2 separate regions of the Mus musculus genome follow, and region 1 is linked to region 2. Evidence: chromatin loops called from intact Hi-C (ENCODE). Cell type or tissue: left cerebral cortex. All regions are shown on one strand. Links, peaks and the distances in the headings refer to the core of each region. The heading gives the core; the rest is flanking DNA. Region 1 overlaps Gm12436 (a long non-coding RNA gene). Region 2 has its middle 2.8 kb from the start of Plppr1.

Region 1 (2,921 bases), core at 206-2,705, 160 kb before region 2:
TTTCATGGTCCTATAGATTCCCAGTGAGGTTTTGGCATTGATAGAGTAGCAGAAGACAGAGGCCTTGTACCAGACCAACAAGTCATTGCAATGAACATTTGCAAGCAAAGAAGTGTGGATAAAGGTTATACTATGGGACAATACCATGATACACTCCAGCTTCCACAAGATTTTCTTTTCTATGTTGGGGAGGAGGTTGCAAGGGTAGAGGGCAGTTATTAGATGAGGGAGGGATGAGTGAGAGAGAGGTGAATGATGTGACATTCACAAAGAACCAATAAAAGTGAAAAATAGCAGAGAAAAAGAACTATTCAAATGTTCTCATATATAAATAATTGACATATGAAAAAAATCACTTAAATTTCTTTGCCAAATATTTTAACAATCTTTGAAAACAATGACATACAAAAGTAAGGGAACATTGTTGAGTTTCGTTTTTTATTAATGGTTAAGCAAAAGGCTTTCTAGTGGGGGCAATCACAAAAGGAAAGTCACTTGAAGCACAATTTGTATTTTCTAGGTCAAATAGTCATGAAAGGTTCGTGCAAGTCTGGTTCAGAGTTAGTAAGATTCTCTTCCTTTTTGTCCTGTAGCTTTACACTCAGAGGAACTTCCTAGAAAGTGTCTAAGCCTTTCCAGCAAGTGCTGTCCTTTCTGCTTGGACTATCCCCACATACTCCCATGACTGGCCCTTCTTCATTCTTCTGCTAGATGATCAAATGCTTGTGTTCTTAAAAAGGCCTTCTCGGTTAACCTGATGCAAACTAGCCAGTCTTCATTGTCTCGTTTTATAAAGTTAACTCTTATTGCTTGTTCTGCATTCTTCATAATCACTATCATTAGCTGACCTATCCTAAGTATTTTTTAAAATCTGCCCCTTGCAATGCAAGTTTTGTGAATATATAGACTTTGTTTGCTTGTTCATGTTTTTGATATATGAGAGAAGTCTTGGGACTTTTTTTTTTTGAATGTGTGAATGAAGTAATGGGTTACATGTAAATAAAAAGAAAGAGGTAACAGAACACGATGCTGAGTTTGAGGTAAGGCTGTGTATGTGTCTATATTTTTATTAGTAAAAACGTTACTATCTATCCAAAAAGATGGTAAACTATGTACCATAAAGAAGAATTTTCCAGAATCGAGAGTGCCAGCTGCATCCTCTCAAAGTGTTCACACATTTAACCCATCCAGTTTGTCTAAATGAATAATATAAAAACTGGGCCACAAATCAAACATCTAAATTGGATCTTCCTTTAAGATACTAAAATTAAACTCAAGGGAAGATTTAAAAAAAAATCAGACACTTGTGAGTAGATTGAAGAGATGGTCGACCAGGTTAATCTCTCTGACTATCAGGCACTTGGAAAGAGAGGTGACAAGACCTGGTATAAAGAGTTTGTAAAAAAGAACCACAATGAAAATACCTGCTCTGTTAACTAACGTCAATTCTGCATGGTGCTGGAGAAAACTACTGTAGTCTTATTTTGAGCAGCTTCTGAAATATACAAATCTTGTTTAACTGATCAATTCAAGACACTCAGATGTTTTTTTTTTTTTTTTTTTTTATTAGAGGAGAGATTAGAGGAGAGACAGGACTTAAGCTATCATAGGAAGCCAATAAAATGTTTTAATGGAAGAAATGGCAGAATCTAATTCTAACGATGATTCTTTTATGTGGAGATTGACTTTTAGGGCTACACAACTGAAGCACTGAGATGAGCAAGGTGATGTCTGTAGTCTTCTACCTAATGTTTGAGGTTTGTCTACTGTTTTACTAGTGGGCGTGGATGGAAGTGGAGGGATCCACACTGTGTTTTGGAAGCATGGTCCACGTGTGATACAGTGTGACTGATATAAGAATTTAGAAAACAGCCAGGTGGTGTCCTAGGCACTGTGTTGACCATATGGAAATATAGGATGGGCAGATTGGTAGAGGTTTTAATTTGGGTACTTTAAAATTGAGATGGGTTTAAAAATATTCAGATGAAGATGCTAAGTAAGCAGTTGGATAGACGAGGCTCACACTTGGAGGGGCAATCCAGGGAAGAGATATAAAACGAGGTAACGCTAGTGCTAGGGTATTTGAAGCTGTGGGGATAAATGAGATCAAAAAAGGAAACGCAGAAGCAAGAACAGCTAGGGAATAAACTTTACCATTTAGCTTTATTGGAAAAAAGGAGCCCAGAGAAAGTAATGTCAGAGAGACAGAGTGGTGTGCATCAAGAAGGGTCGAAGCTTTGGCTAGGAATGGGTGTAAATGAGGAAAAAATACAATATGCATTTAATTTAGAGGAAATTAGAATCATTGCTGATTTTTTAAGAGCAAAGTTGCCAGACTGGTGACCACAGAAACACCACTGATCCACTTGGGTCAATTTATTCCAGTGGTTAAATAAAAATCTTGCGATTTTGGATAAATAGTTTGTTATGGACTCAGTTAGTGCTCTGACTAAGTGTTTTGGATCTCTTGCTATGCTTGCACCTCAGTGTTACAAGTGAGCTTTCACTTTTAACAGAATAGGCCTCCTGGATTCTTTTTTTTAATTAGGTATTTTCTTCATTTACAGTTCAAATGCTATCCCAAAAGTGCCCCATACCCTCCGCCCCCCACTCCCCTACCCACCCTCTCCCACTTTTTGGCCCTGGCAGTTCCCCTGTACTGGGGCATATAAAGTTTGCAATACCAAGGGGCCTCTCTTCTGCCATCTTCTGCTACATATGCAGCTACAGACATGAGCTCTGGGGGTACTGGTTGGTTAGTTCATATTGTTGTTCCTCCTATAGGGTTGCAGACCCCTTTAGCTCCTTGCCTCTTGGATTCTTGAGTAGGTGGGCTATTCTGCTCAGATGAGAAGCAGGAAGTGCTGGGGCTCAGCTGAAGAAGCCTCAACAAGAGAAAGAACACCATCACCACCACCACC
Region 2 (2,921 bases), core at 199-2,698:
GAGTCTTGAATGCTGCCCCTTGACACACCGTATCTAATGAGGTCACATCTCCATATTCTTCCCAAACAGTTCCACCAACTGGGACCACGTAAGTATTCAAACATACAAGCCTATGAGGATCATTCTCTTTCAAACACTGTAAGGGTGGTTGAGATCACTCAAGACAGGTGAGAAAAGTCTATGAATATGAGAAATGCACTGGAAATTTATGTCAATCAGTGTCTTCTTAAGAAACACAGTTATTCTAAGATTAAGACTAAATTAAGATAATCTGAGGAGTGACCATGCTTGTCCATGTGGTTAACAGAATGTGGCAGAATTCATGGTCTGTTCCTTCATCAAGTAGGATACAAAGAACCTAAGCTTCTCTCTTTATATCTTCTTCATTTTTCATATCAGCCTCAGAAAATTCTTGTTAGATATATGGCAGGGAAAAGATAAATATATCATCGCTCACCTGATCATCTCAGTCCTTTCCATGGCTTATATGGAAGTCATAGTTCCAATGCTCCCACAACACCCTAACTCTTATCCATAATAATAAAACCAATTTCATACTTTTATGAGTAATGATTTAGAAAGGCTAGAGTGAGATTCTGAGTATGGTCCTTCTCTGGTTATAATTACAATTTTGAAGAAGAAAAAACAACTAATGACAATTTTATTCTTTTGAGTGGAGGCACTAGAAAATAATTCTGGTGGGCTAGTTGTCTAGCATGATTCTGTCTCTCAAACTATCAGACATTTTGAGCCCAAACTTACTCTCTTTGTGAATTAGAAGAAAACCTTAGAATGGGCTTGATTTATCTGTTTCCAAAGAAATAGAAACTGTCTTCAGAAACCTGCTTTGCCTTTCTCATTTCAACTTCCATTTTTAGACAATTGCACAAAAGATTTTAAAAGCAGAACCTACCAACTTCACGATCTATAAAAGTACCAAGTATCAGTGTGTTCAGAAGTCTGTTTCAAAGAAAACATTTTATCAGCATATGTTAATTTGTGAGTTCGTATTTATCACTCACCCTTTAAACATTTACTGAATATATCCCACTTGCAGCAGAAGAACAAAAACTCTTTATTTGAGTGACTCATAACTGACCTGTCTGAAGGAAAGATAAACAAAAGCAGACATGCAGTGTTAAATTACTTATTATATACTCGAAGGATCATGGGGATAATTTTGCCATAGTTCTGTCAGCAAAAATCTTTATTACTACTATAGATCTTATACTCAGGAGTAAGACATCTGATAGGCAAACTTAGATGGGAAGAAAATATGTCGTCTAGTAGCAGGTGAGTGGGTAGTGAAAATATACACATGCACTGCGTGCTTTTATTCAACCGTAAAGGAAGAGGAATTCGTGAAGTTTGCAGAAAGATGGATGCAACTGGAAGCATTATTTGAGCTAACACGGGCTCAGAGAGACCAGTACCATATGTTCTCTCCCATGCGGATCCTTGCCGCTAGCTATTGAGTTTGTGTATCCAGAAGGGAGTAAATATAGGTAAAGGCAGGAAACTAGAAAGGGGCCCACGTGACTTCGAAGAAGGACACTTTAAAGGAGTTGGGGTGGGGCTAGTAACAGAGTAAGGTGGAGCAGGGAATGCGGGTGTGTGTGAGAAGATACAGTGGGGAAAGTGGGGGTAAGATGAAGGACGGGTATGTGTCTGGGAGTAATCATCCAAAATGAAATGTGCCTGGAAACCGCATATGAAACCCTACTTAGCTAAGCTAATGTCAAATGTAAAGATAAATATTTTTCAAAGTTGATTGCCAAGGAAAGTGCCAGTCGGGTGGGGGGGGTGGACCTCTATTCATACGATGAGAAATAAGGGGTGCACATGCTTGCTTGAAGACACGCCTGTCTCACCGTTATGTCCATACATGAGCAGAAAGGTGAGGCTAGAATTAGTTACTATTTGCAAGGCCACGTGTCTTCATAGTATTCTTTTTACTACATGGATTTAAATACATTAGGGTGATGCGTGCGTGGGTGATAGAAGAAGCCAGAAGGGAAAATTGGGAAGCTTTGGTTTTCAACTTTTTCACTTGCACTCTCTTAGAAAAGAAAATCTCAGCTTAAAACAAAATTCAGGGTAATGAAAACGTTAACCAAAACACTGAGAGCCGCAGTTTGCAGAGAGCCATGCAAGCTAGGAAGTGTTATATGCTTTGTGTACATCGTGTCCCCCCTGAATTTTCCCCACTCCCCACATAGGAAGGTTTTATTCTTGAACTGTCCATTCATAGTTCTATAGTAGATGCAGTATAGAGGGATTCCACTTGATTCGCAGTTCCACACATGAAAGGTTCTCTTCACCTTTGACCTTGAAGCTACTTGACACTTTCAGATGGTGAAGTGGGGCCCGGGGAGATGGCTCAGCAGGTTATGGTGTCCACAATTAAACACCACAAACTTAGTTTGATTCTCAGGATCCATATATTGTGGAGGGTAAGGATTGGCTTTTGCAAGTTGTTCTCTGACCCTGCTAATATGAGAACCTTGAAATTCCTGTAAACATTGTTGATTGTTCTAAAGGGAATGTGTGTGTGTGCGCGCGCGTGCAGATCTCTCTTAGATATTTCTAAATACTGTAATAGCAAAACATTAAAAAAATAAAAACAGTCATGGTTAGGAGCCCCAAATATATGTCAGAGGTTTCATTGGAGACCCTGATCTTCCTCCTGGGTGGATGGAAATCCAACGTTACTGTTCTTTAAGCAAAGGACTCAGCTTTATTCTCAATGAGGGGGAAGGTATTGCCACCTGCCACACTTCCTGGGCAGCACTCTTTCTAAGAACCTCCTATCCTGGTGTTCTTAGTTCCCCCCCCCCGCCCCTTCCTGAACTTTGCTTTTGTTTGTGGTATTTAGACATGCTGTTTTCTCTCCTCTGTGTGTGTCCTAGGATTTGATCTAA

The links. Hi-C counts contacts between places; a loop is a spot of excess contacts. Peaks named below come from ENCODE experiments on the same cell type or tissue, not always from the same donor. Only the 100,000 strongest peaks of a DNase experiment are listed, where the experiment ranks them.
Region 1: it touches region 2 in a loop (4-fold over the local background); 2 of 42 quality-filtered maps call a loop at or near these places.

What each region holds. Positions count from the first base shown.
Region 1 is chr4:48,899,526-48,902,446 of GRCm38, forward strand. All of the region lies in intron 1 of Gm12436 (a long non-coding RNA gene), which reads left to right. Among named protein-coding and RNA genes, the nearest start is that of Gm12436, 2.4 kb to the left of the region's middle. In left cerebral cortex, for the core only: no CTCF peak of the experiment used is centred there; DNase peaks (open chromatin) are centred at 1,217 and 1,928.
Region 2 is chr4:49,055,160-49,058,080 of GRCm38, forward strand. No RefSeq gene overlaps it. Among named protein-coding and RNA genes, the nearest start is that of Plppr1, 2.8 kb to the right of the region's middle. In left cerebral cortex, for the core only: no CTCF peak of the experiment used is centred there; DNase peaks (open chromatin) are centred at 1,521 and 2,003.